Regions from separate parts of the Homo sapiens genome. Here all the other regions are linked to region 1. The links are chromatin loops, found by intact Hi-C in ENCODE. Cell type or tissue: endothelial cell of umbilical vein. All regions are shown on one strand. Each heading gives the region's core, and the rest is flanking DNA. Links, peaks and the distances in the headings are about the cores only.

Region 1 (8,233 bases), core at 2,825-6,824:
CCATTCTCCAAACTCATCAAGTTATCTATGCACCTCGAAGAAACCACCTCTGGCTTTCGGTCCAAGGTGGCATCTTTCTCTATTAAACATGTTATTTATGATCCACACCACCATTTCTCACCTAATCATATGCCACTGCATGTAGCTATGAATCTTCTGATACCTTGTATCCCCATATCTGGTTTCCCCAGTGAGAGCAAAAGACTCACGTTATTCTGCAGATACAGAAGCTCAATAACTCTGAGGAGAAATAAAATTTTTAAAAATACTGAGCTAAGCATGGTGGTGCACGCCTGTAGTCCCAGCTACTTGCATTTGGGAGGGTGATGTGGGAGGATGGCTTGAGCCCAGGAGTTAGAGGCTGCAGTGAGCTGTGATTTCACCACTGCACTCCAGCCTGGGCAAGAGAGGGAGACCCTGTCTCTTTAAAAACAAAAAATAGAGACAAAAGTATGGCTTCTAAACCAACATATATTTACAATCCAATGTTATTATATGATTTTATTTCAATTCATGATGACATATTGGCCCCCAAAATCTATTCTTAATCTCCAGAGCTTCTCTTGGGTATGGTTCTCAGGTTGAGCATGTACACTCCGGAAGCACTACTAATGGGCTTCCCCAGACTCAGCCCCATTAGAAGTGTGGAGCATACTTTTGGAGGCTAATTTTTTCCCCAAGGATTTGAAGAAGGGGAAACATCAAGTTACATTAAGTTATTCAATTGGTAATTCTAACATCATTTCTGCATGAAAACATATGTATATTACAAAGAGGTTAAAGTAAAACAAGACTTCAAGTCATTTCCCCCTGGCAGCAGACTACTCTGGGCTAAACTGCCAGAGGCCAGAGGGCTTATGATCTTCTGCAGCAGGAATACCCTTGTGGAACACTCTGGGAAGCACTATTTTAAGGATTCCCCAAAACTGAGAAGGAAGTGCTAATGAAGAGAACAACGATTGCTGATCCAGCTCTTCCCCCAAGTTAAGTGTGGTGTTATGCATGTTACAAACATTTGCTCACTTCTTTCTCTAGTCCTACAGGAGTTATGATACCCATCTGACATAACCTGCCCAAGCTGAAGCCACTGTAGTAGGTAACAAAAACAAAAGTGGGATTCAAAACACAGGCCTATTTGAACACCAATGCTATTGTTCTTTCTAACCACACAGTCTCCTAAGTAGGACTGACAGATAGAACCGTAGGCCTAACTAGTTTTCAAAAGAATACTTCAAATTATAAGCAAGTATTAACGTATCTTTGAACAAACAGTTAAATAGCCTTTCACAGCTGTGTCTACTGACATTTCCTAGGTGAGGGAATAGTGCACCAGATACTGCCAAGCCCAGTATTAGTATAAGAAAGGGTCCTCAGGAATTAAGTAGACTCCTGGAGAAGGTCCTAAGGAGCACTCAACAATCTTATATTTAACTGAATTACTACAGTAATTAATAACTGGGTGCCTGCTAAAATAATAAAATATGCTGGAATCTGAAAGCATGGAGAAATTTGTCTTATAAAGAAATTAACTGGCTCCCTTTCTCAGGCCAGTTTCACAAGAGCTTCTTCATAGGTCTAAGAATCAAATCTCAAATTTTCAATAATTTTTCTAATCACACAGTGAATAAAAAAGCATGTGGTGCCTTTGCAGCCTTCACTATGGGATTCTTGAGGCCTTTCCAAAAGAGATAGCCTAATTATAACTGCCAACATTGCAAAGAAATTGCATCACTCCTGTTACATACATCAGTGAGGAAATGGGACAGACAGAGGAAGGATTTTCGTGTTGGCGGGGAAGGAGAGTAGAGTATATGACTAATGCCTGCATAACTCTGGAAAAGATATAGAATTTTTGCTCTTGAGTGAAAAGATAAGCTTAGGTATTGTATTAAAATCAAGCCCTTTGACTGAAACAGGATAGCCTAGAAATAGTTCAGAAGCACGGGATACTTGAAACTTAAAATGTGCTTTCAAAGAGGTTATTTTTATAAACCAAATATGCACAGGAAATTTTGTTGTTCTACTCCTATTCCATAGCCTAAAGATCTGTATTGTCCCAGCACAAAGACCTTCTTGGACTGAATCCCAGTCACAGCTGGTTTACTTGAAAATCATGAAAACCTTACTAAACATCATCTTGTTCCAGAAAGCATATTCTTATAAAGATGCTTTCACTCACCTACATTTCTCCATTTCCAAGACCAAATAGTGACTCTTTTGCCCTCTCCTCTCTCTGAGCCACTAACCCCCATTCCCACAAAATGCAAAAAAAAAAAAAGAGCTAAAATAATTTCCATGTCTTGTATTCAACTTGTGTCTACTTAAAATATAAATTTTAAATTTATACAAAACCAAAAAGAGTTATAAAACTTCATCTGTGATATATGCCCTAATCATTCAGCAGACTTGTAATTCCTATCATTTGAGAAACTTCTAATTTATTTCGTTTCATGATTAATAACAGACTTCCGGAAACTGAAACAACATTTCTGTAGGGATATTTATCAGTATGTCTCAAATTAAATGCGCACATTCTTTGCCTCAGCAGTTTCATGCCTAGAAATTGTTTTTTGAAATACTGACACAAATGCTCAAAAATGTAAGTGTAGGGATGTTTACTGCAGCACTATTTGTAATATCAAATATTAAGACCAACCCAAAGGACCATTAATAGGGTAATGGTTAAAGAAATTATAGTACAAGCATATTAAGGAGTACTATCAAGAAGTTATAAACAATGAATATTGAGATGGATTGATGTCTAAGGCATATTGCAAAGTAGAAGCAACTATTTACAGAAGAATGCATATAACATAATACATTTTTGTTTAAAAGTACACTTGTGCATATGTGTTTCTCTGTGTGTATTATTATATATAATCCACCATTAACACTTCTTTCCTTTGGTGAAGAAAGGGAAACAATTAGTATTATTTGAAATTTTATGAAAAATACAATACTCTTCTGGAATTTTTAAATAGAATTTTTCTTTAAAAACGCTACCTCAAAAAATATGGATCAGTTGTTCTTTTTGTCAAATATTTCAAAATATTAGGTTCAGGTGACATATACCTTTCACAGATGTTTTATATACACAGGAGTGAATACACAGTCAGGGTATATATTCATCCTGTATATCACACAGATGTGAATATTCAGGATGTTTTAAAATGAACATTTAAAGAGCTTTCATTTATAATCTTAGAGAAAAAATTTTTACTAATGAGAATATTTTCTTCACCAATATGATTTCCAATGGAAAACAAAATCCCTCAGATAAGTTAAGACATGGAATCAAGGACCTACTATGTTCTCAAATGGAGAGGGTACCAAAAATAACTAGGCGTCATAAGAAGGGAAACTTGCCAGGCGCGGTGGCTCACGCCTGTAATCCCAGCACTTTGGGAGGCTGAGGCGGGCGGATCACAAGGTCAGGAGATCGAGACCATCCTGGCTAACATGGTGAAACCGTGTCTCTACTAAAAATACAAAAAAATTAGCCGGACGTGGTGGCGGGCGCCTGTAGTCCCAGCTACTCGGGAGGCTGAGGCAGGAGAATGGCATGAATCTGGGAGGCGGAGCTTGCAGTGAGCCGAGATGGCACCACTGCACTCCTGCCTGGGCAACAGAGTGAGACTCTGTCTCAAAAAAAAAAAAAAAAAAAAAAAAAAGAGGGAAACTTGCCATAATAAGTTACTAAAGGAAAAAAGAAATGACAAGCTTTAGCTCAGAAATTTGATAATTGTGCAGCTATATACTGGCCCTTTAACAGACCTTGAGTTTCATTTCTGGGGGGATGGCTTGCAAGAGATTTACTTTTTATTCTTAGTCAAAGAAACTTTGAAATAGTTGTCTAACATGGGAATAAGAGTGAGAGACTCTGAGCCATTAATAGTGTGCATGGTGCACCTCCACATCATGGGTTACTTTGGCTACTTTTCCTTCACTGATTCAGTCCCCCTGACAGATATTATGTTCCATAATGTTTCTCTGTTATTTATTTAACAGCTTTTTGTCAGTGTGAGTGATACAGCATATTCAATGATATATTTTTCATGGTATCTAATACACATTGTCACAGTATACCTTTAACAATAGTCCTGAAACTCAAAAAACAAACTGTAAGAGAACGAACAAAATTTCTATAGCTAACAATTTAATTTGGGAGGTCAAATACATACTTGGAAATGTGAATATTGTAAATCAAATAAAGTAATCAATTAACAAACAGATTCCTTGCCTTGGGAATTTTTTTTTTTTTTTTTTTTTGAGACAGAGTCTCGCTCTGTCACCCAGGCTGGAGTGCAGTGGCACGATCTCAGCTCACTGCAACCTCCGCCTTCTGGGCTCAAGCAATTCTTGTGCCTCAGCCTCCCGAGTAGCTGGGATTACAGGCGCGCACTACCATGCTTGGCTAATTTTTGTATTTTTCGTAGAGACGGAGTTTCACTATGTTGGCCAGGCTCATATTGAACTCCTGACCTCAGGTGATCCGCCCACCTTGGCCTCCCAAGTGCTGGGATTATAGGCATGAGCCACCACACCTGTCCACCTTGGGATTCTTATTCTTCTGTCATTCTTTCCACTGATGACCAATTTTAACTGTGCTGGGTAGGACACAGACATAGGCATAGAAAGAGCAAATAAGTACTAAATAGCCACAGGCTACTAAAATGTCACTCAACTAAATGCTGTATTTTGATACTGCATTTGACAGCTGACGTAATGTACAAGAAAGTATTTAACAGATACATGTTCAGGAACATGATCACAGTAATAAAGCAACAGATGCTTAAGTGTTTCTGCTTTCCACATAGGGTATCCATAGAGACTATTAAAAAGACTTCCAGGGAAAGGTAGGATCTGTCATTAAAAATGCATCTCCTCATATGAGAGATACAGTAAACACAAACCTTCAAGATGCCCATAATTTTTAATGTACTTTTAAAAAGACATTTATACTATGCAGCTCATTTCTGCAAAATGTGACTTGATTACAAAGTACTCAGTGGCTTACATTATTTATTTAAGAAGACTGAGTCACTTTCCTAAAGTTTTACAGCTAACCTAGTCTGTGAAAAAATTCTAAAGCTTAAAAGCTCTCAAGGAAATGAACCAAAACATTCTGGAAAATTCATTCTCTGCAGGGAAGATAATCGTGGCTATAAGACCAGTCAGCCTAAGGAAGTACACAGGGAAGAAGAATGACCTCATGTAACAGATCCTCAGATCTTTTGAAGGAAATAATAATAACAAAAAAGAACATGTCTGTCTTCCTGCTTAAGATATGTAGCAGAAAGCCAGACACTTCTTCAAGTATTCCTTCAGGTTGTATTTCAGGCCTGTTACATATTTCAGCATCACACTGCCAACCTTCTCTATAGAACCCAGAATTTCTTGTGAAATTATGTCACTGTGAGTGTTTTAGGCCTCACATTCATCTGAGAAAAACACTCTAGTAATATATAATGGAACCATGCAATGGCTATGGTTGGCTAACCATGTTATACTACATTTTTACTAAATGCAATTGAGTGCCAGAAAAAAGTCTTCTGTTTGAATCCATACAATAAAGAGCTTAGCAACTTGTAGTATCCACATAGGATACTCTTGATTTTTGTAATAATTGAGGAGAAACATGGCACTTGAGTTGGAGACTGGGCGTAAGTCCCATTACATGAACTTTAATAGTTAAAAAGCATAATTCTCCCTATGATTTGCCCCATGAATATATACTTACTTGCCTAAGCATTAGTCATGCCTCTCTCTGTCATGTCTGCTAGGATTCTGTAATAAAGAGATTCTTCAAAGTCTCTTCCTAGACCTTCTAGGAGAAGAAAATGATGTTTTTATTTCCCAAAACCCAGTAAGCTTGTCCTGACCAGCCAGGAAGGTTCAGAGGGTCTTCTACTGCCTCCCCTAGTCAAAGATCTGTAACTTCAGAATTAGTGTCACTTTTTAATTGTGGTGAAAGCCTCAAAATACATTAAACCCCAAAGAGATTTTCACTACTGAGATTTTTATCATCTTGGAAAATGTTTCCTGTCTTTTGGCACATTTCTGCATTCAAACATTTCCTGATCTTCCAGGTCACCAGTTCCAGTGCTCCCACTACAGAAACCCTTCCATCTCAAGCTCTCCAATCCACTTTTTCTCCATTAATCACCCCCAGTTATCAATTTCCTCCTTATCCTGCCAGATTCCCTGATCCATTCTTATAATCATCCTGTTGGTAATATTTCTTTTTTTTTCTTTTTTCTTCTCTTTTTTTTTTTTTTTTTTTTTTTGAGACATAGTCTCGCTCTGTCACCCAGCCTGGAGTGCAGTGGTGCAATCTCGGCTCGCTGCAAGCTCTGCCTCCCAGGTTCACGCCATTCTCCTGCCTCAGCCTCCCAAGTAGCTGGGACTACAGGTGTCCGCCACCACTCCCGGCAAATTTTTTTTTTTTTGTATTTTTAGTAGAGATGGGGTTTCACCATGTTAGCCAGGATGGTCTCAATCTCCTGACCTCGTGATCCGCCCGCCTCGGCCTCCCAAAGTGCTGGGATTACAGGTGTGAGCCATCGCGCCCGGCCCCTCCTGTTGGTAATATTTCTAACTCCATCTTCCGTCTCCCCTTCCACTGTACTCCCCTGGAAAAACCCAACAGTGATTAAACTAGCTACTACTTAAACCACACCTGCAGTCCAGCTGGTAGAAGAATAAAACAAAACCAAACACAAGCATGCTCATGAGTCTTACTTTAGACTCAGGACCACAAATCTTGCAGGGGACTCAATACTGCCAGGCAACTTTGCCACAGTGCTCTACATACGTGTTTCCTCACTTCTCCAGGTGACGATATCACATGTCTACCTCTCTCCTCTAGCTCCCCACCACTTTCAAATGCATAAAGAACAGAAGCAAACAGATTCACCTTTTCAATGCCACATCTACCACTCATCTGCCATACTTCTCTGTGTTCCCTTTTGCTCTTCTGGATGAAATGTCTCTGCTCCTGTTGAAGTCCAACCCCCCATCTTATGCTCTAAATCCCATCTGCTCACACCTTCCCAAGGATTTATCTCCAATAATTATCCCTCCTTGTGCACATCAATGTCATGTGGACAATGTCTACTAGATCATATTCATTAATGTGCAAACATACCAGATATCTTTACTTTGTTCTGAATTCTCCAGTAGGCATTCCCCATTGCTTTGTCCCCCTTCACAGCAAACTTCTTAAGGGAATTCTCTACAGCTGAAATACCCACTTCCTCACCTCACATCTCTTTCTCAACTCATTTCATTTCAACTTCTACCCCCACCAATCCTGTCAAGACACCAGCCGACAGCTTCCCTTGACACATTGCCAAGCCCAGTGGTCGCTTCTCTGTTCTTACACTGCTTGACCTCCCTCCTACTTGATTATCCCCTACTTTCTTCTAGTAGCTTCCAGGACACCTCATTCTCATGGTTTTCCTCACTGACTATTCTTTTTCAGCCTTCTGTGCCTCCTCTCTGGGCTCAGCCTCCAAGCTAGAACCCCTTCCTTTCTCTGTGTACACTGTCCTTCAGGGTAACCTCCTCCAGCTCCATCTATGTGCCAGTGATTCCTACACTAGAGATTTGCAGACCCAGCTTCTTCCTTCTTGACATATTCACCAAGATGACTGATAGGCAAGTCAAATTTCACAGGGTCAAAACAATTCCTGACTCTCCTTTTCCTCCTCATTCCCCATAATTACTTTTCCTTCAGTAAATTGTCCTACTCTGGCCAACAATCAAGGAACCACACCTGATACTTCTGTTTCCCACACCAATCTAAGCCATGAGGAGTTTCTCTTTATACCATCTTCAGTGATACCCTACACATATTCTACTTTTATCAACTTTTCTATTATTAGCCCAGTATAAGCCCATATTCCCTCTCATCTGCACTGCTACAAGACTGACCTATAATCCATTCTCCTCCAAAAGCCAGAGTCATCTTCTAAAAGTCAAACCTTATTAATCTCCTGCTTAAAATCCTGGTCTCCACTGTACTTGGAATAAAACCCAAACTCCTTATGTTGGTTGACAAAGTTCTCTGTGATCTGACCCCAACCTTCTTCTCTGAACCCACTGTGTCCCATTTCCACCTGGCCCGCCATGCTCCAGCCACTCTGGCCCTCTCTCTGTTCCTGACACCTGCCAAGCTCGTTCCTGCTTAGGGCCTTAGGAACCATTCTCTGCCTAGAATGCTCCTACCTCT
Region 2 (8,233 bases), core at 1,578-5,577, 360 kb after region 1:
CTCTTAATTACTGCCTCAATTTCAGAACTTGTTATTGGTCTATTCAGGGATTCGACATCTTCCTGGTTTAGTCTTGGGAGGGTGTGTGCGTCCAGGAATTTATCCATTTCTTCTAGATTTTCTAGTTTATTTGCATAGGGATGTTTATAGTATTCTCTGATGGTAGTTTGTATTTCTGTGGGATCAGTGGTGATATCCCCTTTACCATTTTTTATTGTGTCTATTTGATTCTTCTCTCTTTTCTTCTTTATTAGTCTGGCTAGTGGTCTATTTTGTTAATCTTTTCAAAAAAACAGCTCCTGGATTCATTGATTTTTTTGAAGGGTTTTTTATGCCTATCTCCTTCAGTTCTGCTCTGATCTTAGTTATTTCTTGTCTTCTGCTAGCTTTTGAATTTGTTTGCTCTCGCTTCTCTAGTTCTTTTAATTGTGATGTTAGGGTGTTGATCTAGATCTTTCCTACTTTCTCTTGTGGACATTTTGTGCTATAAATTTCCCTCTACAGACTGCTTTAAATGTGTCCCAGAGATTCTGCTATGTTGTGTCTTTGTTCTTGTTGGTTTCAAAGAACATCTTTATTTCTGCCTTAATTTTGTTTAATTTACCCAGTAGTCATTCAGGAGCAGCAGGTTGTTCAGTTTCCATGTAGTTGTGCAGTTTTGAGTGAGTTTCTTAATCCTGAGTTCTAATTTGATTGCGCTGTGGTCTGAGAGACTGTTACGATTTCCATTCTTTTGCATTTGCTGAGGAGTGTCTTCCAATTATGTAGTCAATTTTAGAATAAGTGTGATGTGGTGCTGAGAAGAATGTATATTCTGTTGATTTGGAGCGGAGAGTACTGTAGATGTCTATTTAGGTCTGCTTGGTCCAGAGCTGAGTTCAAGTCCTGGATATCCTTGTTAATTTTCTGTCTCGTCAGTCTGTCTAATATTCACAGGGAGGTGTTAAAGTCTCCCACTATTATTATGTGGGAGTCTAAGTCTCTTTATAGGTCTCTAAGAACTTGCTTTATGAATCTGGGTGCTCCTGTATTGGGTACGTATATATTTAGGATAGTTAGCTCTTCTTGTTACATTGATTCCTTTACCATTATGTAATGACCTTCTTTGTCTCTTTTGATCTTTGTTGATTTAAGGTCTATTTTTTCAGAGACTGGGACTGCAACCTCTGCTTTTTTTGCTTTCCATTTGCTTGGTAAATATTCCTCCATCCCTTTATTTTGAGCCTATTTGTGTCTTTGCACATGAGATGGGTCTCCTGAATACAACACACTGATGGGTCTTGACTCTTTATCCAATTTGCCAGTCTGTGTTTTTTAATTGGAGCATTTGGCCTGTTTACATTTAAGGTTAATATTGTTATGTGTGAATTTGATCCTGTCATTATGATGCTAGCTGGTTATTTTGCCTGTTAGTTTATGCAGTTTCTTCATAGTGTCGATGGTCTTTACAATTTGGTATGTTTTTGCAGTGGCTGGTACCGGTTGTTCTTTTCCATATTTAGTGCTTCCTTCAGGAGCTCTTGTAGGGCAGGCCTGGTGGTGACAAAATCTCTCAGCATTTGCTTGTTTGTAAAGGATTTTATTTCTCCTTCGCTTATGAAGCTTAGTTTGGCTGGATATGAAATTCTGGGTTGAAAATTCTTTTCTTTACAAATGCTGAATATTGGCCCCCACTCTTTTCTGGTTTCTGCCGAGAGATCCACTGTTAGTCTGATGGGCTTTCCTTTGTGGGTAACCCGACTTTTCTCTCTGGCTGCCCTTAACATTTTTTCCTTCATTCCAACCTTGGTGAATCTGATAATTATGTGTCTTGGGGTTGTTCTTCTCGAGGAGTATCTTTGTGGTGTTCTCTGTATTTCCTGAATTTGAATGTTGGCCTGCTTTGCTAGGTTGGAGAAGTTCTCCTGGATAATATCCTGCAGAGTGTTTTCCAACTTGGTTCCATTCTCCCCATCACTTTCAGGTACACCAATCAGACGTAGATTTGGTCTTTTCACATAGTCCCATATTTCTTGGAGGCTTTGTTCGTTTCTTTTCACTCTTTTTTCTCTAATCTTGTCTTCTCACTTTATTTCATTGAGTTGATCTTCAATCTCTGATATCTTTTCTTCTGCTTGATCGATTTGGGTATTGATACTTGTGTATGCTTCATGAAGTTCTTGTGCTGTGTTTTTCAGCTCCATCAGGTCATTTATGTTCTTCTCTACACTGGTTATTCTAGGTAGCAATTTGTCTAACCTTTTATCAAGGTTCTTAGCTTCCTTGCATTGGGTTAGAACATGCTCCTTTAGCTCGGAGGAGTTTGTTATTACCCACCTTCTGAAGCCTACTTCTGTCAATTCGTCAAACTCATTCTCCATCCAGTTTTGTTCCCTTGCTGGCGAGGAGTTGTGATCCTTGGAGGAGAGGAGGCATTCTGGTTTTTGGAATTTTCAGCCTTTTTGTGATGGTTTCTCCTCATCTTCATGGATTTATGTACCTTTGGTCTTTGACGTTGGTGACCTTCGGATGGGGTCTCTGAGGGGACGTCCTTTTTGTTAATGTTAATGCTATTCCTTTCTGTTAGTTTTCCTACTAATAGTCCCCTCTGCTGCAGGTCTGCTGGAGTTTGCTAGAGGTCCACTCTAGACCCTGTTTGCCTGGGTATCACCAGCAGGGGCTGCAGAACAGCAAACATTGCTGCCTGTTCCTTCCTCTGGATGCTTAGTCCCAGAGGGGTACACACCAGATGCCAGCCAGAGCTCTCCTGTATGAGGTGTCTGTCAGTCCCTACTGGGCGGTGTCTCCCAGTCAGGATACAGTGGAGTCAGAAACCCACTTGAGGGGGCAGTCTGTCCCTTATCAGAGCTTGAACGCTGTGCTGGGAGATCTGCTGGCTCTCTTCAGAGCTGTCAGGCAGGGACATTTAAGTTTGCTGAAGCTGTGCCCACAGCCACCCCTTCCCCCAGGTGTTCTGTCCCAGGGAGATGGTGGTTTGTATCTATAAGTCCTTGACTGGGGCTGCTTTTTTTTTTTTTTTTTCCAGAGATGCCCTGCCCAGAGAGGAGGAATCTTGTGCTTGGTTTTTTGGCATGGTGGTGCATGCCTGTAATACTAGCTACTTAGGAGGCTGAGGTGGGAGGATGACCTGAGCTAGGGAGGACTAGGTTGCATTGAGCTGTGATTGCACCACTGCATTCCAGCCTGGGCAACAAAGCAAAACCCCATCTCTTAAAAAAAAAAAAAAAAAAAAAAAAAAAAAAAGAGGCTTGGCATCCTTGGAACTAGTTATAACAGAATTGAATACTGCTTGTCCTCTTTTATGCAGTTGCAGGTCACTGGGCCAGAGGTTTCTGTTTATTGGCTTTCTCTTTCTCCTCTACACTTGTCTGAACTCCCTGAATAGAAACACCTGACTGTCTACTAAAATGCCAAGTGGTCCTGCTAACTCTCACTCTTCACATTAGCATACTTACCCTGAACTGCAAACAGGATAAATTTGGGGTATGATCTTCAGGGTTATGATTAGACTTTTCATGCTTCATCTGGTTGCCCTGATACCTGCTAGACTTGTTTAGGTTAAGGCTGAAAAACGGGCAGCAAGAAACACATACTAGGGTCCAGCTGCCCTTCTTTCAATGCTGATGGGAGCCGCACAAACAGAGCTTATGGATCTGATTGCTCAAATGTGGAGGGCGAGACTGAGATTTTTTTCTATTGAAATGTTGAAAGTTAGACAAAACATATTAAGACAATTAAATTTTATGAAATACAGTCCTAAATTTATAGAAATGCACTGCCATCTACTGCATATAAAAAATCATTGCAGGGTATGTTCCTCCCACTGGAATTATTTATAATCAAGCAGTCACACACACTGAAATGTACATGAATTTATAAGATGTGGCAACTGCCACAAAGAACTCATTTAGACTTTTATAACCTTTAATTTTCTTATCTGAAATGTTCTCAGTTTTCCATTTTGTCTCTTTAAATTCTATTTTCATATTTTCATTGAATTAATTCTTGCAATTACATTTTAAATCTTATAATGTTCTCATTCTTTGAATTCCTTCCTTTTAATAGCATCCTCTTATTTCATGTGTATGGTATTGTCTTATCTGGGGATATGAACTGCGTTTTGTTTTTCTACTTCCTGCACCAATTCTGTTCCCTTTGCGTTCCTTCCTCCCCTCCCATTGCTTATATGGATCTCTCCCAGTCCTGAAGCGTTCCTCAGTAGTCTGATGATCGTGAGCTGTCCACTAATGCTGCTAGCAAGGTGCCAGCAAGCTGACAGCAGTGCGAGGGATTTGTTCACAGGCAGGCTTCTCTGGCCAGGATGGGCTGTTTCATTGAGAACCCTCAAACTGCCAGTATATATATGAGCATTTTTTTCTTGGACAGGATTTCTCAGAAAGGAACCCTTTAACTTCCTGCTTAAAGGATGTTAAATAGATGCCAGTTTTCTAGGAGCTTAGGAGGAGAAGGCAGCTGGGCATCTCGCTGCTCAGTGTGTAGACGTCCACTTAATCCTCTGCTTTCAGTATAACACTCTGGCCTTCATCTCTGCCTGGTATTCCCGAATCCAGAGGTCCTGATTCCACAACTCCAGAAAATAAGACCACCAGTGTTCCATGCGGGAGTGGGACAGTTTCCATAGGTGAAAAGGGTTAACTAGGAGGGTCTCACTGTGGCTTAACAGACTTTCCACTGCTCCCATTTTTGACCACACTTCACCTGTCTTTGGAGGAACCTAGTGGACAAGCTTTAAGGTCTTGAATCAGCTTGCTTCTGCCCCTCTCCCCACCACCTCCTGTGGGCACTCAGCTTTCATTTTTCTGTAGTTTATTTAGTTACCAATTGCCCATTTGCTTCCTAGTTTCTAAAAATTATTTTGTCGTCTCTCTGTTATCTCTTATTCTTTTTGGCCTGGAGTTTATATTGTCTTTTTTGTTTGCTGTGTTTTGTTGGTTTTTGGATTTTGGAGGTAAAAGTAACTGTGTTACTTTTGAGATGGAACAGGGACCCCTCTTAGGGGCCTGCAGCCTGTCCCCGCACCAAACAAAATTTTTTTAAAATCTTGAATTCCTTAAAAAAAAATTCCAGATACCTAGCTAGCCCTAAAAAATAACATAATGAACAAAAAGATAATAACTTAAAACAATAGCCAAAAAAATTAGTCACTGGATGGTTTGGGTCTCTATAAAAACTAAAAAGAGCATCTTATAACATACGTCCCTAAGTTGTTTTTCAAAAAACCAGACCCGCCACCAAGTGGATCCACTGACACATAAACCTCTAGTAAGGGGGAAATGAAGATTAAATGCTGCCACTCCTTGCTCTGAATTTCTTCCTGAAGGGTCTAAAAGAAGTCATACCCAAGAGCCAGGGCCAACATTCTTTTCTGATGACCCCAAAATTTTAAATAAAGCTTCTCTTCCTTAACCAATTACAAATCAAAAAAATCTTTAAATCTGTTACCTATAAGCCCCCACTTCAAGATATCCCACCCTTTTAGGCCAAACCAATGTATTATAGAACCTCCATGTATTAATTTACAATTTTGCCTATAACTCTTGCTTAAAATGTACCCCTGCATTTAAAAACCCTTCCTTATGAGCCATTGAAGAGGTCAGGTCCTAAGCATAAACTGCCCAATTCTCCTTGCTTCAAGGTGCCTACAAATAAATGCCCCCCTTTCTCCTGCTGAAAACCTTGGTATGGATGTTTGGCCTTACCATGCTGGGCAAGCAGACCCCAGTTCAGTTTAATAACATTGTTGAGATTTTTCATTAATTCATTAGTATTGGTATTTATTATAACTTCTAGTTTCCCTCCATGCAAATTTGACCATGCCTTATATTGTCACCTAAGTCGTTAATGAACATGGTGGCATGTCATTTGCAGTTTCTCTCCAGTCTACATCAGTCTGTCAACATGCATTCTTTGAGTTCGGTCATTCTACCGGCTGAAGAACCAGCCACACTTTCCCATTCAATCCATAAGCATATCACAGCAGTCTTCCTCACAGACTCTGCTAAAACCCAGATACATAAAATGTAAGATAGTCCTCAGAACCACCAGTCTAGTACCAAGCAAAAAGAGTGTATCTCCTAAAAGATTGAAGTGGAAGTTATTATAGAATCAAGGATATCCTGATCAAAGAATCAAAGAATCTATCTGGATTCTAGAATGAATCCAAGGGTGAGAAGGCAGCTGGCCTTTTTGCTTGGAAAAAAAGAGTAAGTATCCTAAGGAACATCACTTCAAAGAACACACAGATGGCTGGAATCATGCCAGCACTAACATGCCCAAGTGGTTTCCAGAATCCACCTTTTGCCCACTTAAAAAATTCAGTTCATTTGGTCATTTTCTTCTGAGAATGCCTCAAAATTCTAATTTGCAGTTTCATAGCATAGCCATTAGTATAGGGACTATGGGCCTGGAGATGCAGTTCATTTCTAGTCCCCCCTTACTCATATCCTCACCCAATATCTTGGCCATTAACTCCTTTCCTACCCTGTTCAGTATTATGTTGGAGTATATATTCTTTCAATATGAACTATAGTATTATAATACTATTAGCTTTACAACACCACAGCAGGAACATTCCTCCTGTTCTTGCTCTGAATGATTTTGAAAAGCCTGTTTATTGTGGATTAGACTTCGTGACACTACTTGTAATTCAGCAACAAATTTTTATATTCATTTCTGTTTGCTTTATACTTTCTTCCTATGAAAATGGCTAGAAAGCAGTAATGCTAAATTAAAAGAAAGATGGAATGGTGGTCGATCAGGTCAAAATTTTTTGTATGTGCATTTAACAGAAAAACCCAAGCTGGTGTAAATATTAAAGTGGAAACTATAACAGAATCAAGGCTATCTCCTAGAACGAATCCAAGGGTAAGAAGGCAGCTGGCCTGAGGATAGAACTGAAAACTGGAAATCTCTGGGACTTCAGAGAGAACTCTCCTTCGCTCATCTTTACTTCTCTTAATGCAGACACCTCACTTTTTTTTTTTTTTTCAACAGAACGGGTTAACTGCTAGTTGGCCTCATTGTTCTGAAGTTCTGGCCCTACATGAACTATTTCAAGTCTGAAATTCCCAGGGAAGGCGGGAGGAAACTCCTGATTGGCCCAGGTTGGTTCAGGAGCAGACTCCCTCCTCGATCAACTGTGATCATGCAGGAGCAGCAGAGTCTCAGTGCATAAAACAGGTACCAGGACCCCACTGCTAAGGTGAGGATGGGAGGTAAGAGAATAGGAGCTTTTAAAAAGAGACCCCAAAAGATGTTTTTATACAGGGGCTTTGATGGGCTGAAGGCCTGGAAGACAGAAACACTGCCAATGTCTTTTTTCTTTCTAAAATAAACTTATGCTTGGCTGGGTGCAGTGGCTCACACCTGTAATCCCAGCACTTTGGGAGGCCGAGGCGGGCGAATTACGAGGTCAAGAGATCGAGACCATCTTGGCCAACATGGTGAAACCCTGTCTCTACTAAAAATACAAAAATTAGCTGGAGGTGGTGGCAGGCACCTGTAGTCCCAGCTACTCGGGAGGCTGAGGCAGGAGAATCGCTTGAACCTGGGAGGTGGAGGTAGCAGTGAGCAGAGATCATGCCACTGGACTCCAGCCTGGAGACAGAGTGAGACTCCGTCTCAAAAGAAAAAAAAAAAACAAACCTTATGCTTAATGTTTGTTGTTACTCTGAACTACAGCAACTGTGTTCTTCTGAAGGAAAATCTCTGAGCAAGGAGCAGCTTACTAGTGATCTTGAACATGCTATTTAATCTCTAGATACAAAGTGGTGATGACAATATCAATAATAACTACCTTGCAGTTCCCTGAGAGAATCAGAGATAACATATCCAAAGTGTTTAGCACCATACTTAGCATACAGTAGCAGAGTAAAAACTCAGCAAATGGAAGCTATGATTTTAAAAGCTAAACAAAACTATACAATATCAGCTGGTTTTTTTTTCCCTTAGGGAGACTTATTTCCTCCACGGCTATTTAGTAGACACTGGAGCCACAGTCCAGTGAGCTAATTTAAGAGAGAAACTCGGAGCACAGAATGCTCAGTTCCACAGAATTCCAACACACAAGTCTAACTTATTACTGTATCTCAGTTACCTCTACCATTACCTATAAATGGCATAAAGTAAAAATTAAGCATGTGAAACAGTTAACCTCAATTATAAAAATAAAATGCATTTAAATTATACACATGGAGTATACAATATATTTACT
Region 3 (8,233 bases), core at 2,266-6,265, 110 kb before region 1:
GAATATGCCACCTTACAGAGAGCCCTGACATAGCCAGTTTCTCCCCCAGTATTGGACTAGGTTATTGGCTCTCTGAGTGAGTGCCAGATGACACAACTAGTATACACTTAAGGGCCAAGTTGCATGGAAAAATGCTTGCCATACATTTCTATACTAGAAGGACATGCAATGGAATGAGTTGCTCTCACTGACCATCACACTCAACTGAGATCACAATAGACTGAGGTTTTAGAATCTCACCCTTCATAGAGGCATATAAGCTTGGTGAATGGAATAGCAGGCTGAGGTGCCTGGGCTGTACATCTCATTCTTTTTTCTTTTTTTCTCTTTTTCCCTGTGTATATTTGGTTGGATGTATATGAATGAAATGCAAGTTTAAAAAAACTCCACTATACCACCACACAGAAAAGTGATTGTTTTGTCCAAAACCTTACAGTCTTCATTTCTATGATATTTAAAGAAGATTCCACAAACTGACTATGTCATGATTGTCCACATATGAGTCAGTCAATAAATATTTATTGCATAATACCATGCACAAAACAGCAGAAGAGGAATAACTGTATGGCAGCTGTTTCCTTGAATCATCAGAGGGAATATGATATTCATGAAACTGACCAGGCCGTGAATGATCATCCTGGAACTCTATTCTTCTCAGACTGATTCAAAGGGCTTTGGATTCGTTTTATCTTTAGTGTCTCAGGGACACTAGACTGAGTCTGGACCTCTTCCAGCTTTATGGGTTCTGTTATCTATTTTAGTCTAAATCGTATGGGTTCTGTTATCTATTTTAGTCTAAACTTTATGGGTTGTTATCTATTTTAGTCTAAGACAGCCCAAGGCAAACCCCAAGGACTCTAGAGTCTCTGGAAATGATTTCATTTTAATAAACATTTATTGTCTTTGCTGTACCCAGTACTGTGTTCGTTATTAGGGATCAAAGAAGAATGAGTGTGAAGACAGTCAACATTGCTCCAGTCTTTCTAGGATCCCTCAAGATGTGTCATGTCCAGGTCAAAGCATTTATTGCTGATGTGAGTCCCTCTAGAGCTTTCTTCCCTTTGACACAGCAAGTGGCAATGTTTGAACAGGGATGCTCCCCAGCCTGGCTCTCTGGGTCCCTGAGTGACCACAGGGACCCTGATAACCTGACTTGGAATGAGAAGTAATCCTTTGTTAGCTTAAGCCACTGAGATTTGTTGGTCATTATTATTGAAGTATAACCTAAATTATTCTGATTGATTTACCGTCATTAAATACTTGTTCCCTATCAAAACAAATTAAAGGAAAGAAGAAAGGAAGGGAGGAGGAAGGGAAGAAGAAAGAAGACCACAATGAACCATCCTTGAACCTTAATTCCTCAGTACACTTGAGTATAAAATACTTTTGAGTCATATTTCAACCGACAGGCTAAATAAGAGGAGGTTTTGATGGCTGTGAGCAGTTGTGTGGTTCAGAGCAGAGAGTACTGTCAATGCAGGCAGGCCTATGCATGGGCTCTGGGCAATTAGAGAGCATGAGAGGATAGGAAAGTGATACCATGAAAGCAGAGAAGGAAATAACAGAAGTTGGGCAGTGTCAGAAAAAACCTAACTTCAGCTAAGTAACAGTTTTGGCTCTATTGGCTGACTCTGCTTTGAGTTTTAAATACAATCAGCAAGGCAACTGTTTTCTGCATTTGGCTCAGTGTTGCTGATATATTTTCACATAAGTCATTGCAAGTTAGAGTCCTGAGACCACACTAGTTTGTGTAGGGATCATAATGAGCTTTCAGGTCTTACTACCTAAGAGTAAAACAAATATTAAGTCTCTTCAGGGACAAATTATTTGGGGGATAATTCTGTCGGATAAATCATTACATTACCCATTGTTCTAAATAGGTATACCTCTTTATCGCCTTCACTGCTCCCTCTTCTCACTAAAATAACTAAATAGGCCACATTCTGATTTCTTATCTAGAGCACCAGAAATGCTCCTCACTTTGTTAAAAAAGAACTTCATTAGGGCAAGAAGCAGTGGCAATTAAGTTAAGAAACTCATCCCAGCCTCAGACCTGAAGTAATTCCCTGGGGCTGAATAGCTCTTTAAGCACAGAAATCTTAAGGCTGGTCTTATAATTAATTATGTCATTTCATCTTCCTCCTCTCCACTCAATGAAACATGTAGTATGGTGCCAAACACATCTGATCTTGCAAAGAGCATCTACCAAAGTAATTCAATGCAGGAGATTTCTCTCAGTAACTAGTAAACAATCTTTAGATCCACAGCCTTTTCAAGTCTGAATAGTAAGTACATGACTGTTAGGGTCTATACAAAACTCTTAAGCCAAACAGGAACATACTTCTAGACTGCTATGTTTCTATAAAAAAAACTATGTTTGAATAACTTCATATGTTTATGCAAAAACTGTGTGTGTATAGATATGTATATATAGTTTATGTGTGTGTATATATATATGTAATTTATATATCTATAGTTTGGGAAGGATATTTATACTCCACTTCATATAGAACTACAGTGCAGATTCTAGTCTCAGCTCTGTCACTCATAGAGACAAAGAAAACTACTTAATCTCTGTCTCAATTTGCTTAACTGTAATATGGGATAATAATAACTCCCTTGCTTTCTCCATAGGCACGTGAGATTCAAATCCAGTGGGACAAAGGATGGTAAAGTAATTTGAAAAGGTCAAAATCACTTTAAGAATACAGGCTATAAGTAAGTAAAAATATATAGGGGATTACATCTATCATACCTGTGTTATAACAGATAAAGAAAGTGGCAAAATTGTTCACCACTTTTAGTCTTTGAAGATCCTGGCCCAGCATCCCACATTCTATAAACTGAACAAGGGTCTCCTAAGCTTCATTAATTATGTGCTAAGCCATGTGCTAAGCCCTGTGCTAAACCCTGAGGATACAGAGATGAGCAAGGCCTGATCATTCAAAAGGATGAAGAAGGAGAATTATAGGGGGAGGTGGAAGGAAGAGATTCACCAGAGGCAGAAAGAGTTGGAAAAACAAAGGCCACGACAGTCGTGAAAATACTGAAACACACGGACAGAATGAACAGAGGTAAGAATGGGAGCAGTCCAAAGAGCCAAAAACACTAAACAGATAGGATTAGGTTGACAGAGTTTAGTCTTCATGAAGCTGATATTAACAAAGCTGTGGGTTAAGAGAAAATATTTTCCTTTGTTCTCCTGGGGTTTAGTGGTTCTAACTAGGTAAGGATCCTTTTCTATGTTTGTTTGTTTGCTTGCTTATCTTACAGAAAAAGATGCAGTAAATGAATCTGATATTTTACTTGAAACAAAAGTAGGTTAGAGGAGAGCCCATGATACCTATTTCATAACATAGTCTCATGATAATGAACAGAATTCACCTGGGAAGCCACTGCACGTGGACTCGAGTAGTTAAGAGGAATTGGTAATTGTTAATAGTAGACAAAGCCCCTTTAAATGATCTCTAAAGGAAACAACACTTTGTTTTCCTTTGACATAATTTAACTATTCTTTTTAGTTATTCCTTCTCAATTCCAAAAATCCCTGTTCCAACTTCCCTCCTGGTTGTTTCTCATCGTCCTAGCAAGAAATAAGCACTTGATGGTTGAGTGAATGATCAACTGAATTTCTTGAGTGGAGTTTTGTTAAATAACACTCCTTAGAACTTAAATGTGTTTTTGTTTGGTTACATGTTTGTTTGAGGTTGTAGAAGTAAATGTCATTGCCATTTGGCAGCAGAATAAGAAAATTACATGCAAATACTTAGTTCTTGTCAACCACAATGGAAATAATAATCAATCCCCTCTCCTTTTTTTGCAGGTTTTCCTTAGTGTTATGATGACCAAATGTCCTAGATTACCTGGCCCAGTCCTAATTTCACCTAATTCTGTTGTTTTCAAAACATAGTTAAGTACATTACTGATAAATAAAGTCTTTCTTTCATATTTCAGAAAGCCTTCATCAAGAATAGGCATTCTGAATTCAGGTTTGGAAAAGCACGTCACCAAATCTATAGCAAACATCTCTCATATTCACAAGGGAGCAGATTTGAGCACTTGTATACATTATTCACTAAACAAAATTTAATATATACAAAATCAAGAAATGTTTGCATAATATGTATGCAGAGATATCAAAACAGTCCTGTTTTATACAGTCTGTCTTCATAATATTTTTAATTTTACAGGATTTACATTGTTCTCATCTAGCTAGAGTAAAATGGAAGGGAATTTTCACATTAACAAAACTATCTACAAATGATCAATTCATCTATTTTGCAATAGCAGGAATTCCCAAGTTTTAAGAATATACGTATGGATTTTGGAACAGTATTTTTCTTCATTAAGTACTAAGAAACTTAAACGCTAGAATTAATGTATTTTTAGAGCTCATTAAAAGCCACAGTAGTAATTATTTGGCACGTATGTTGGAAAATTATTCAGTTGAATATAATGAAATATATTTATGTATGACATTAATTAGACAAATATAGGCACATCAGCTATAAAAGACATGGCACTAATAACTAAATCTTGAATTAACAAGAGAAATCGTTTGTCAGGACAATTTTGAAAGAAATCTGATCACAACCATTAGAGGGCAGTAGAATAATTCCTAAAGCAACCACAATGCAAAAAAAGAAAGAAAAAACCCACAAAATTTTCTTTCTCAAGTTTTACTTTAGTGTTATGACAACCATATATCTATTTAACACTTTTCTTTCCAGTAAGGATTACTAGGTATTACAACTACACGTAATCTATTTTTCTTTTTTTTTACATTTATTATTTTTTTCTTATACTTTAAGTTCTCGGGTACATGTGCACAACGTGCAGGTTTGTTACATATGTATACATGTGCCATGTTGGTGTGCTGCACCCATTAACTCGTCATTTACATTAGGTATATCTCCTAATGCTATCCCTCCCCACTCCGCCTACCCCATGACAGGCCCCGGTGTGTGATGTTCCCCTTCCTGTGTCCAAGTGTTCTTCTCATTGTTCAATTCCCACCTATTTTTCATGACTTTCTTTCAACATAAACTGATACCTTCAAGTCATAAAAAAATAGTTAGGAAAATTATTAAATACATTCCTTTTGCATATTGAACATTTTCAATAATACGAACAGGGAAGTAACTGAAAGAGGTATAGATCATAAACAATTCTAGCAAAAAACCCTAGACAATAAATCTTAAAATACAGAAATCAAATAAAAGTTTATTTTATAACATTTTCTGTTAATCTAGGAAAAAAGAAAACATTCCAGCAAGTAATGCCCTTTAGAAAAAATTGTCTGAGTTATCTCCATTAATTCATACCTTGAGACTTCTAGCAAGACAAATTCAGCTACTTCAATATTTGCCATATATAAGTCAGGAAAATAATACTTCCTAAACCCACAGAATTTAAGTCTTACAGAAATGTATAAATGTACAGCATGGATCATCTTTTTAGCTAATATAAATGCAGTTCATAAGAGGAAGAAAAAAATTAAAATGCTTTAGAAAGAATACTTTGAAATCAAGATAGACTATCCAGCAAAATAAATTCTAAAATCATGCCCAACTAAAGAAAAAGGAAACACGATAAAAACACGAAAACAAAATAAGTTAAAAAAAAAAAAAGCCTGTAAGCTGCTTAGTATTTTCATACTGTTAAAACATGTTAGTTGTCAAAAGTCCAGGAGAGTTATAGTTGTAACAAACACGGTAAGGACATTTAATGCAAAATCTCTTTATCCTAGGAGTTCCCAGACTACAGGCCACAGTTGTATCAGAATCACTTAAGGGGCCTAAAACAAAACAAAGCAAAATAAAAACAGACTGCTGGGACCCACTCCAGACCTACTGAACCAGAATCTCTAAGATCTGGGTACCAAGAATATGCATTTTATTTTTTAAAGTCACCAAGTTTAAAAACCACAGCCTTGGGCCTGGCGCAGTGGCTCACGCCTGTAATCCCAGCACTTTGGGAGGCCGAGGTCGGCGGATCATGAGGTCAGGAGATCGAGACCATCCTGGCTAACATGGTGAAACCCCGTCTCTACTAAAAATACAAAAAATTAGCCGGGCGTGGTGGCGGGCATCTTTGGTCCCAGCTACCCGGGAGGCTGAGGCAGGAGAATGGCGTGAACCCAGGAGGTGGAGCTTGCAGTGAGCCGAGATGGCGCCACTGCACTCCAGCCTGGGCGACAGAGCGAAACTCTGTCTCAAAAAAAAAAAAAAATTCCCGCAGCCTTATACCACAACTCAGTGACTATTTATCCAGTCTCTACTTGAAACAATGCAGCGATGAGGAACTTGTATGAAGACGGCAGCCCAAAGAGAGAAGTTAGAACTCTGTGCTTCATGATGTCATTGGTGGTTTGACATTGGCCATAGTGGGCGTATTAACACTACAGAAATCAGGAAATGCAATATCAGGGCTTGATTTATTGTTCTGTAGGCTGTCTAGACTGGGGTGGGCAATCTACAGGCCCAATGGCTAGCTGTCTGTGTTTGTAAACAAAGCTTCATTGGAACTCAGCCAGGGCCATTTGCTTACATGTTGTCTTTGGGCCAAAACCCTAAAATATTTACTCTCTGGCCCTTTATAGGAAAAGTTTACTGCCTTTTTCTTTACTTAAGGTCCAGACTTAAGAAATTAATGGAGAAAATTAGAATGCAGATGAAACTTCAAATTGTGCTGTTACATTGCAAATAGCACAAACACACATAACATGAAGAAATGTAAGTCTAATATTCAAAAACTATTGACAAAGGAATATGAAACTCCAACATGTCTCCCTTTTACACTGTTGTCTTTACTTGTTAATGCAAATGAAAATATTCTTGTTGGAATTATACTTGTTCTTCAATTACCACTGTAGGTAGCAAAAATCAACAAAAGCATTCAGTGTCTCTTTTACTATTATTTGTAAATTATAAGTCAGGAAGTGTGATGCCTCCATCTATACATATATATCTATATCTATATCTATACACATATATACATATATCTCACATGCATATATTTATACACAGACATATATGTGTGTGTATAAACACAGCCTACATACACACAAATATACACACACTTTTTTCTCCAGAAAGCCAGTGGTTAAACATATACTAGAAAACTCATGAACACTACCATGCAATCAGTTGCTCTTTTTTTTTCTTCATCTTTTAAGTTCAGGGGTATGTGTGCAGGTTGTGCAGGTTTGTTACATAGACAAATGTGTGCCATGGTGGTTTGCTGCACAGATCATCCTATCACCTAGGTATTAGGCCCAGCATCCATTAACTATTATCCCTGATGCTCGCCCTCTCCCTACCCCACCCCCGACAGGCACCAGTGTGTGTTGTTCCCCGCCAGTGTCCATGGGTTCTCATCATTCAGCTCCCACTTACAAGTGAGAACATGTGGTGTTTGGTTTTCTGTTTGTGTTTTAGTTTGCTGAGAATAATAGCTTCCAACTCCATCCATGCCTCTGGAAAGGACATGATTGCATTCCTTTTTATGACTGCACAGTATTCCATGGTATATATGTACCACATTTTCTTTATCCAGTCTATCATTGATGGGCATTTGGGTTGATTCCATGTCTTTGATATTGTGAATAGTGCCGCAATGAACATACATGTTCACGTATCTTTATAATAGAATGATTTATATTCCTTTAGTTATATAACCAGTGATGGGATTGCTGGGTCAAGTGGTATTTCTGGTTCTAGATCTTTAGGGAATCGCCACACTGTCTTTCACAATGGTTGAACTAATTTACACTCCCACCGAAAGTGCAGAAGCATTTCTTTATCTCTGTAACTTCGCCAGCATCTGTTGTGTTCTTACTTTTTCATAATGGCCATTCTGACTGGCATGAGATGACATCTCATTGTGGTTTTGATTTGCATTTCTATAATGACCAGTAATGTTGAGCTTTTTTTCATGTGTTTGTAGGCCACGTGTATGTCTTCTTTTGAGAAATGTCTATTCATATCCTCTGCCCACTTTTTAATGGGATTGTTTTTTTTTTTTTTTTCTTGTAGATGTGTTTAAGTTCTTTGTAGACTCTGGACATTAGACCTTTGTCACATGGACAGACTACAAAAATTTTCTCCCATTCTGTAGGTTGTCTGTTCACTCTGATGATAGTTTCTTTTGCTGTGTAGAAGCTCTTTAGTTTAATTAGATCCCATGTGTCAGTTTTTGCTTTTGTTGCAATTGCTTTTGGTACTTTTGTCAT
Region 4 (8,233 bases), core at 2,759-6,758, 65 kb before region 1:
CCCTCTCATACAATTATCACTCAAATAAATATAATATTTGATTGATGTCTCTCTTCTGCACCAGACCTACGAGATCAATGACGGCGTTTTTCTTCATCATTTCATCTGTAGTGGTGGCACAATGCTTAGTACTTAGCAGACATTTAATGAATATTTGTTTAAATGAATAGATGAGAGGGAAAGACTGCTTGATACAGTGCTTGATAGGTACAAGCACTATCAGAGACAGCATAGGGTGAGTCTGAACAATTTCAAAGTGCCATTTGCAAAGACTGCTTTCTGAATTTCAACCTGACTACTTGCCTGTTTCCAAAAATGCAAGCATCTATAAATGTGTATATACACATACACCCACACATACAATGTTGTAAAGATTCTATGTCATAGGAGTCAGTATTTTTTCTATGCTTTCATGACCTCATTTTTAGTAATGACTAATTAAAACTGAAGTAATTTACATATCTTAGACTCTAAGAATCTCCCCAAACCATCTGAGTCCAACCACCCATATACAGTGTAGCTGTGTATTGTGAGACTGTTAGATTCTAAAATAAAATTTAAAAAATCACAAAATTGCCATGTTGGAAATGGGCAGGCTTTCTTTCAAAAGTCCAACACAACAAGTTTCCTACAAAAGTAAATTAGGTATCTGTTTCTTCAACTGAAGGCCTGACTTCTGAAGTCAACTTCTGAAGTTAAAGAAGTTGACTTCCATTGAGTGGCCACATTTTACCCAAAATATGAGCCATATCTCTAGACACTAGATCCAAACTCAGCATTGAGAAGGAACCAGCACTAAGACCTTAAGGAAAACAGTGCATTTGTGACTGCCAACTTAGACTCCCTTCCGAGCAACGGCTCCTTAAGTTGACTGGCAGGTAAATCACCCATAATTTAAATAGTTAAAATTCACATAAGATGCAATGCCACTCTTTCCTACCAACTGGTCACCCACACTAAGTTTAAACCTTCCAAAATGGGGCACTTGCTACTTTGCTTCATGAATGGGTTCCCCGGAGAGTCGACTCTACAAATGGCTGTTACAAATCAAATCCTATGTTTCCACTGATTCGAATTAGGGATTCAGGTGTGCCAACCTTGTAAGCTATTTCCTTTCCTATAACAGTGCCCACACTGTTATGTGTTTCCTTTTTCATTGTTCCTCATAACCCTGTCAGGGCCGCACAGGTAAAAATAGAAATCAAGACCCAGCATGGATCTCACAAGGAAGCTGGCAGCGAGGGGCACTCACCATCACAGCTGGGTTCTTCACGGTGATGCAGGGGGTCGTGGCTCGCAGGGCTCCACTAATGCCGTGGTAATATTTAAAACAGATTTTTATCTCCGCTGCAAAGCAATTGGAGAAAACAGTAATTTAAACAGTGAAACAAGTCATGGAGGAATCAGCTGTGGAAATCCACCATACCACCTCTCAGGGAATCCTACTCATGACTCTGAATGACCTCTTTTTTCCACTCAGCGCCAACAAATTACATCAATTTCTGTTTGATTTTATATGCTCCTCCAAAACTTTGTAACCTCTTGAACATATCAGAAAAATGATGCACCAAAACAACATGCCAAAATAGAAATAGTGTAGCGATAAGAATGGGACTAGCTGGCATTTATTGAGGTGCTCCTTAACGTGCCACAATGTTATGTCTCACGTTCATGTTGTTAGTGAACCCTCACAGAACCTTGGGAGGCAGAAATTCCTTTCCCCATATTACAGAAGAGATGTTGAGGTTTGCTGCAGGTCAGACAGATAAGAAATGAGAGTCAGGACTCAAACCTGAGCTGTCTGATTCCAAAGCCTTCACTCATAACCTCTATCTACATTGACTGTAGCTCTCAATGGAAATAGAGGAAAAGCAGTCTAACAAAGCATGGAAGTATACTGTAGTAGATTCTCTAGTGACAGGATCTGTAAATTTATATTATTTTAATTTTCCAAGTCATTTAAATACACCCAGTAGACAGGGATCAAATCTACAAACAACTGATGTCTATATCTCACAGCTTGTGGCAATCCACACATTTCATACATTTTTTTCTGATAATTCCACTTTGATAGAAAGTAATACAAATGCCAATTATGGTTTTTGGAAAGTAACTACAATTCCAAAGCACGAAACCAAACTGTGTTAAAGATAAACCTACAGTCACTGGAATTTCTCTGTATACAAAGCGTCTGAGTCACTGAAGTGTCACTGCGAGATGCATTTCTCCCAAGGTGTCGTTCTAAATATGCAAGGATGCTGATGGGCAGGCCCTGGAGGGAGAATCCTAGGCTACGGGAGGGAGTTCCTCTCTCAAATGAGTCACCAGGACTATTAAAGTGGGGCTGCTCAATGTATTTCCCTAAGGAAGTTCATCTTTCACTGACTTTCTCGACTGTACCAAATGGCCTCCTGCAGGGTCTTTGGTTTCCTTATTTTAAGAGAAAGATATGATAACTGAAGAAAAATCCTCTTCCAGGAATTTATATCATTACACTCTTCCTACCAATGAACAAATACTAAATCTCAAAAAAACAAAAGTTGTTATGGGGTAAAAATATTGAGTCCTTATATTATTTATGTGAGTCACTATCCAATAATTCATAATTTAATAAGCATCATTGGCCAGAAGATTTTTACTACGTACCTGCCACAGCACATGGCCAGGAAGCAATGTGCCAGAAAGTGCAAGGGAATCAAGGAAAGGTTTCTGGTCTAGTGGCTGTTCTGTAGTGTAGCTGCTGAGATGCCAATCACAGGCATGGCAAAATACAAAAGACACACACTAAAAAGGAAGAGCACCAGGTCGAACAGCATAGAGAGCGTAGAGAAGATGAGAGAGGACATGGTGGAGTCAGAAAGGTGTCATGGAAAAAACAGGTCTAATGGATGAGCAAAATGGGGCTAGAGAGAGTTAAGGAGTGGCAAAAGCAGGGAGGCACAGATGAAGCATGCTGGGTTTGAAGAATGGCGAGATGACCTACGCAGGAATTCTAGCTTTACTATTACTTTGCCTCCCTGAGAACTCTTCTGCAAATGACTTTCCTGAACACAAACACAGATTACTGGTTATTTCTGAAATAGTAGTAGCTGGACAGACCTGAGCAAACTTTACTCTCCCACTTGCTTTTTTCCAAGACGAATAGCATGTAGTCTGCAAGAACAAAGCTAAGTAGTGTGCACGAGGACGGTCCGAGCAGAATAAAGTGTGGTAACATGCATGGGGATTGAATTCTCTGGACATGAGCTCATTGGTATCACACTCTTCATGCTGGGGAAGCAAACATCCGTGGCTCTGTCTACAGGCAGCACCTCATAGATCAAATCAATGGTTAGCGAGTGAGCAGGCCATTTTTCCACAGAGAGAAGTGCATTTTTATAAGATATCTTCCCCTAACTCTGTCTCAAGTTAGGATGCCATCTTCTTTTCCTAAGGTTTTAATAGTCGACTAGGTAACAGACAATGAGATAAAAAAAATGTGACTGCTTATTTTTTTTGGAGGATGATGATAATCATGCCAACTTTGCTAGCTGACCCATTTTGGGTGTTACTTTATTCCTTGCTATAACAAAAATCTCCAACCCAGATGACAAAGTAGAATCCCTGAAACTAAGATCAATGTATCTCGAATTGCACAAAAGTAGATTTTGTGGGCATGATCCAATCCCCCCACCCCCACCAGTGCTACAGAGCTGTGTGTCGCAGGAACAAAAAGCTGAGGGGATTTCCACAGATCACCCATTACAAAACCACACACGCTGGTCACTAGAGAGGAAAACAGTCCTGGACAGAATGAGGAGTGGTTTGCGTAGGGATGAAAACTAGCTGGATCCTTCAGCAGGACATCAGTGAAGATTCCTGCCCCTAAAAATATCAGAATGTTCCACTCTGAGTGGGAGTTTTCATCTTTAAATGTTATTTAATGTTTTAGAACATCATACAAGATTTTTTAAAATGGTGTAACTAAGCAACATCCCCTCTGACAAAGGGGGAGAGCAGCATTTTGATTAATATATTTGAATATTTTGGTTATTGGAAGAGGTAACGGAAGAATGCTCAGAAGGATGGAAAAGGGAAGTTGGTGCCCAGGGGCACAGGCTTCTGTTGCACCTACAATGTGTAACCTCTGACTGCAAGAGGAGCATTTTTTTTTTTTGTAAAAAGCTATTTCTGAGAAATATATACAAAGGCAGGTGGAAGTAAGCACAGGCACGATGACTGATTAGGGAGGACCCCAGTGATCCACAGAGCCCAGCCCTCCTGTTCATAAGCAGGAGAGATGGAGGACATGGACCAAAGAGCAATGAATGAGTCCATCTATCCTAGCTGCTTTTTCCCACAGCCTGATGTGGCAGGCAACATCTCCCCCTGCTGGCCTCAAATTATGGGAAAAAAATAAAAAAATATATATATATAAAATATATATTTGTATAGAAACATTTTAATATTTGCATATACTTATATGTATCCAAATATATAATATATGTTATATATCTATCTACCTCCATTCTTTTGGGCTATAAAAAGAGTATTTTGAATTCACTAATCGAAAGCATGTTGCCTCAGAGGGCAGTGAGCTAGGAAAAGGGAAAGGCATCCTGTACGAACCTGTAAGGACCTGATATCGGCTGAGCCAGGTCTAGCCTCAGGAGGAAGAGAACAGAGGATGAGCGGCATCTGCTCTCTGAGGTCCCTTCTGGACAGCTGAAGCCAGTCATAGATCATGGCAATATAAGGGCCCCTTTTGATAATCTTCAGGATACATTTGCTTATAGCATTGCTAAAATACAGATTTAGCACTCTGTATTTGAATATTCTTTAAACAGAAAAGCCCCATTATTTTCAAATTTTTGACTTACTAATTTTCATAAATACAAATGAAGATGTCCCTCAGGGTAGCAGCATGCCTGCTCCCCTCTACCATGGGTTGGAGGGTGGTCATTTGTGAGACGTCACTTTGGGCATATTCCAGGGCAAGTTGGGGAGGCGGAGGGGCTTTGAACAGTGTTTAGGAACTTAAACCTGTTCTCGAGTAAAGGGGTTTCTGTAACTGTGAAATTCTGACACTGCATTTAAAATCAACCATTCTACCACCTGTTTAAAAGAAGAATACATTTCTGGGTTTGTATATGAATAAAATATTTCCAGATAGATAACTTGACACTGGTTGTAGTGGTTGCCTTCAGGGTGGGAAAACTGGCAATTGGACATGAAGCTGGGGAGACGTTTACTTTCAATTTTTATACTTTTTAAACATTATACTCTTTCGTATATTACCTATTCAAAATTATTTTTTAGAAAAGCAATCACAACTCAGCTGTATTAACCCTAGGCATTTATATAAGATTATATTTCAAGCCCTCTCTGCAAAAAGGTTCTACAAGCCACTCCCTGCAAGAAATGGTTTTGCCTCAGACTAGGATCTCATCCATCATCTTAAATAGCTACACGATTCACTCAGGCAGTAGTTAACAGCCTGTTCCTATTTAGAGAGTCTGGATTTTCCCCAAGTTTCTAGAAGTTGAATATTTGAAGCATAAAGATGGATGGAATAAAAATGTCCTTCTTCCTTTAATCATATCTATTTTACTTAAAAGGTAGAATAATCTTAAAGAATCAAGCTAATCGTAATTTATTCTAGAACATGACTTTCACCATTGTCCTATGTGTTTTCATTAAACTATTAATATTATGATTCTTATTCACAGCTTTACTCTTCATGCTTTTGAGGAAATTTACCCACATGCCAGTGACATGCTCACTTGTCAGTTACATGTCACTGGAAGTTGTCTTCTCTTTAACAAGGGCCAGTGGAGCCTGAAATGGCCAGGCTTTCCTCTGCTAAAACTCAGAAAAACAAAAGGGACAATATCCATGCAGATGTGGCAGAAACCTAATAGGACTAGAGAACTAACTGGGCCTAAAATATAAAGTGTGAAGATGGGGGATGAAAAGCATTAAATCTCCATCCAAGGGGCAAAAAGACCTTTCTGATATTGGTGGGAGGGGACTTAGGAATGGTGAAAGTTACAGAAAAGGCTCTGATAGTAAAAATAAGAGACCGAGGCCACCCCATCTACACCAAATAAAAAGGCACCCATGACACATCTATTCTGGCAAGGTACCAACCTGAGCACCACTCAGAGAAAAGACTCTCACTCACAGTTGTCACTTGCATACTGTTTCCTAATCCTATATACATTTCCCAGGGCTGGGATGGGTAAGTATGTGAAATCGCTATGTAATTTATACAAATATCAGTGTTTTGTCATATTCCTCAATGATCACATATCAATTCAGTACATAGCAATGTAGGATGAAGTTTAGTACTCTAAGCTCACTCATTGATACAAGATTTAGTGAGCACCTAGAATAAGACCCAGCACAAAGGTAGCACTCAATGAATATTTCAGGATAGATGAGGAGATAGATGGACAGATGGATGGAAGGAGGGAAGGAAGAACAGAAAGCAAATATGAATAAATGAATGACCACAACCCATAAAAGACTGTATAGAATGAAACAGACATTCTGGCCTGCCAGTACTTTTGAAACCTCTTAAATTTTAAAACTCACAAATGCATACTGCACAAATGACCCATTCAGGTTCTGTGAGCCTGAGCTCTCTTGAATACTTGACTGTCTTATGACAAGTAAGTGTAGATGAAGCTGGCCCTCCTCTTGAATGCCCTGAGGCTCATCTACCCACATTTATACTTGGTTTTGTCCTTCAAATCCATTCAGGTAAGCCCTATAATGAAATAAATTTGGACTACCTGCCTCCTCTGGGGATTTATCCAGACAAACTAAAGCCATCTTAAATTCACAAATAGCCTACGTAGTGCTCAAATCCAGGTTTTCCCTGGAACTTTAATAGATCAATTTTCAGAGATTTTTAAACCTTTGTTTGGACTTCTGGTGAGTTAAAGATAAACAAATTTCCTTTCTGCAGATAAAAACAAACATTTTTAAATACTTTGCATTTTCAGGATTGGAGGTGGAAAATATTTTAGAAACTGTCTAATCTCTTCACAATTTTAAAAAAAAGTTCCATGCAATCAGCTCCAGAGATTCAACCAACATTCCATTGTGAGTCCCTTTAAGAATGCTCTAGCCAGACAATGGGTTTTAAAAATGACATCCAGCCGGGCACGGTGGCTCACGTCTGTAATCTCAGCACTTCGGGAGGCCAAGGTGGGTGGATCACTGGAGGTCAGGAGTTTGAAACCAGCCTGGCCAACATGGTGAAAACCTGTCTATATTAAAAATACAAAAATTAGCCGGGCATGGTGATGCATACCTGTAATCCCAGGTACTTGGAGGCTGAGGCAGGAGAATCGCTTGAACCCAGGAGGTGGAGGTTGCAGTGAGCCAAGAACACGCCACTGCAGTCCAGCCTGGGAGACGCAGCAAGACTCCGTCTCAAAAAAAAAAAAAAAAAAAAAAAAAATGACATCCCAAAGGCATAGACTATTTCTAGGCACTATAAATATAATTACAACTTCTTTTATATTGCAAGGGTAGGGGGTGAGTGTTTTGGTGGGGCAAGGAGTGCTTCATTCTGATTAATGAAGAAAGACTTATTCAAAGGAGAATCTTTCTGAAATTCCTATTCACTGTCCTGAACTTTACTTATACTACATTTCTCAGTCTTTAAAAAATGCATCACTGAATATTTCCAGTTTTACAATTATGCTCCGCAATACTCCCAATTTTATGTGAGAAGAATTAAGGTGGAAATGCTAAAATACGGAGAAAAGAAAAAAAAAAAACCCTTCTCTTTTCTTCATTCCCAACTCCTAGTTTCAATATCAAGCCCATTTCTATTAAATACTAGGGTGAGATGTAGAGAAATCAGTCAAGACAGATCTATTTAACTATAGCCTAATCAGCCAGGACATTATGAATCTCTAACACTTTGGGAGGGAGAAAGAAAATCAATCACAGTAAAGGGGATACTCTGTAAATGGGCTTTTTCTCACATTATATTCCAAACTATAGCAGCATGTGGTACTGACTTCTTCCCATGGGTTCACATGAGCCTTGTAATATCAATCTGTGCACTCCAACAGGCAATAATTACCAGCAGCCTTCAGCATTTTGGAGTGATTTTGCCAAAATCACTCCAAAGGAAGTGATTTTACCTTTTCCCCTGAAGTTCAGTTGGCAATATTTCTCAGCTAGATCAGCCTTTTAAACACCAGGATCCTTTCAAAGGAGGAATCACACTGAA

Evidence for each region. A loop is a pair of places that touch in the nucleus more often than their neighbours do. Peaks named below come from ENCODE experiments on the same cell type or tissue, not always from the same donor. Only the 100,000 strongest peaks of a DNase experiment are listed, where the experiment ranks them.
Region 2: a loop joins it to region 1, with 21 times the contacts of the local background. A loop is called at or near these places in 2 of 110 quality-filtered maps.
Region 3: a loop joins it to region 1, with 9 times the contacts of the local background. A loop is called at or near these places in 4 of 110 quality-filtered maps.
Region 4: it touches region 1 in a loop (4-fold over the local background); 6 of 110 quality-filtered maps call a loop at or near these places.

Annotation. Positions count from the first base shown.
Region 1 is chr2:196,398,556-196,406,788 of GRCh38, forward strand. All of the region lies in intron 2 of HECW2 (HECT, C2 and WW domain containing E3 ubiquitin protein ligase 2), which reads right to left. Among named protein-coding and RNA genes, the nearest start is that of HECW2-AS1, 140 kb to the left of the region's middle. RefSeq lists an enhancer at 1,650-1,944 and a silencer at 6,429-6,619. In endothelial cell of umbilical vein, for the core only: no CTCF peak of the experiment used is centred there; DNase peaks (open chromatin) are centred at 5,126 and 5,936; H3K27ac peaks cover 2,581 bases.
Region 2 is chr2:196,755,284-196,763,516 of GRCh38, forward strand. GTF3C3 (general transcription factor IIIC subunit 3) reads right to left here. Exons shown (of 18, transcript NM_012086.5): 18 at 7,752-8,233. Among named protein-coding and RNA genes, the nearest start is that of GTF3C3, 40 kb to the right of the region's middle. In endothelial cell of umbilical vein, for the core only: a CTCF peak has its summit at 3,776 (motif pointing left); no DNase peak of the experiment used is centred there.
Region 3 is chr2:196,293,713-196,301,945 of GRCh38, forward strand. The region is part of intron 13 of HECW2 (HECT, C2 and WW domain containing E3 ubiquitin protein ligase 2); the gene reads right to left. Among named protein-coding and RNA genes, the nearest start is that of HECW2-AS1, 38 kb to the left of the region's middle. In endothelial cell of umbilical vein, for the core only: a CTCF peak has its summit at 4,583 (motif pointing right); a DNase peak (open chromatin) is centred at 4,599.
Region 4 is chr2:196,333,172-196,341,404 of GRCh38, forward strand. It overlaps HECW2 (HECT, C2 and WW domain containing E3 ubiquitin protein ligase 2), which reads right to left. Exons shown (of 29, transcript NM_001348768.2): 4 at 1,253-1,347. Among named protein-coding and RNA genes, the nearest start is that of HECW2-AS1, 77 kb to the left of the region's middle. In endothelial cell of umbilical vein, for the core only: a CTCF peak has its summit at 4,375 (motif pointing left); no DNase peak of the experiment used is centred there.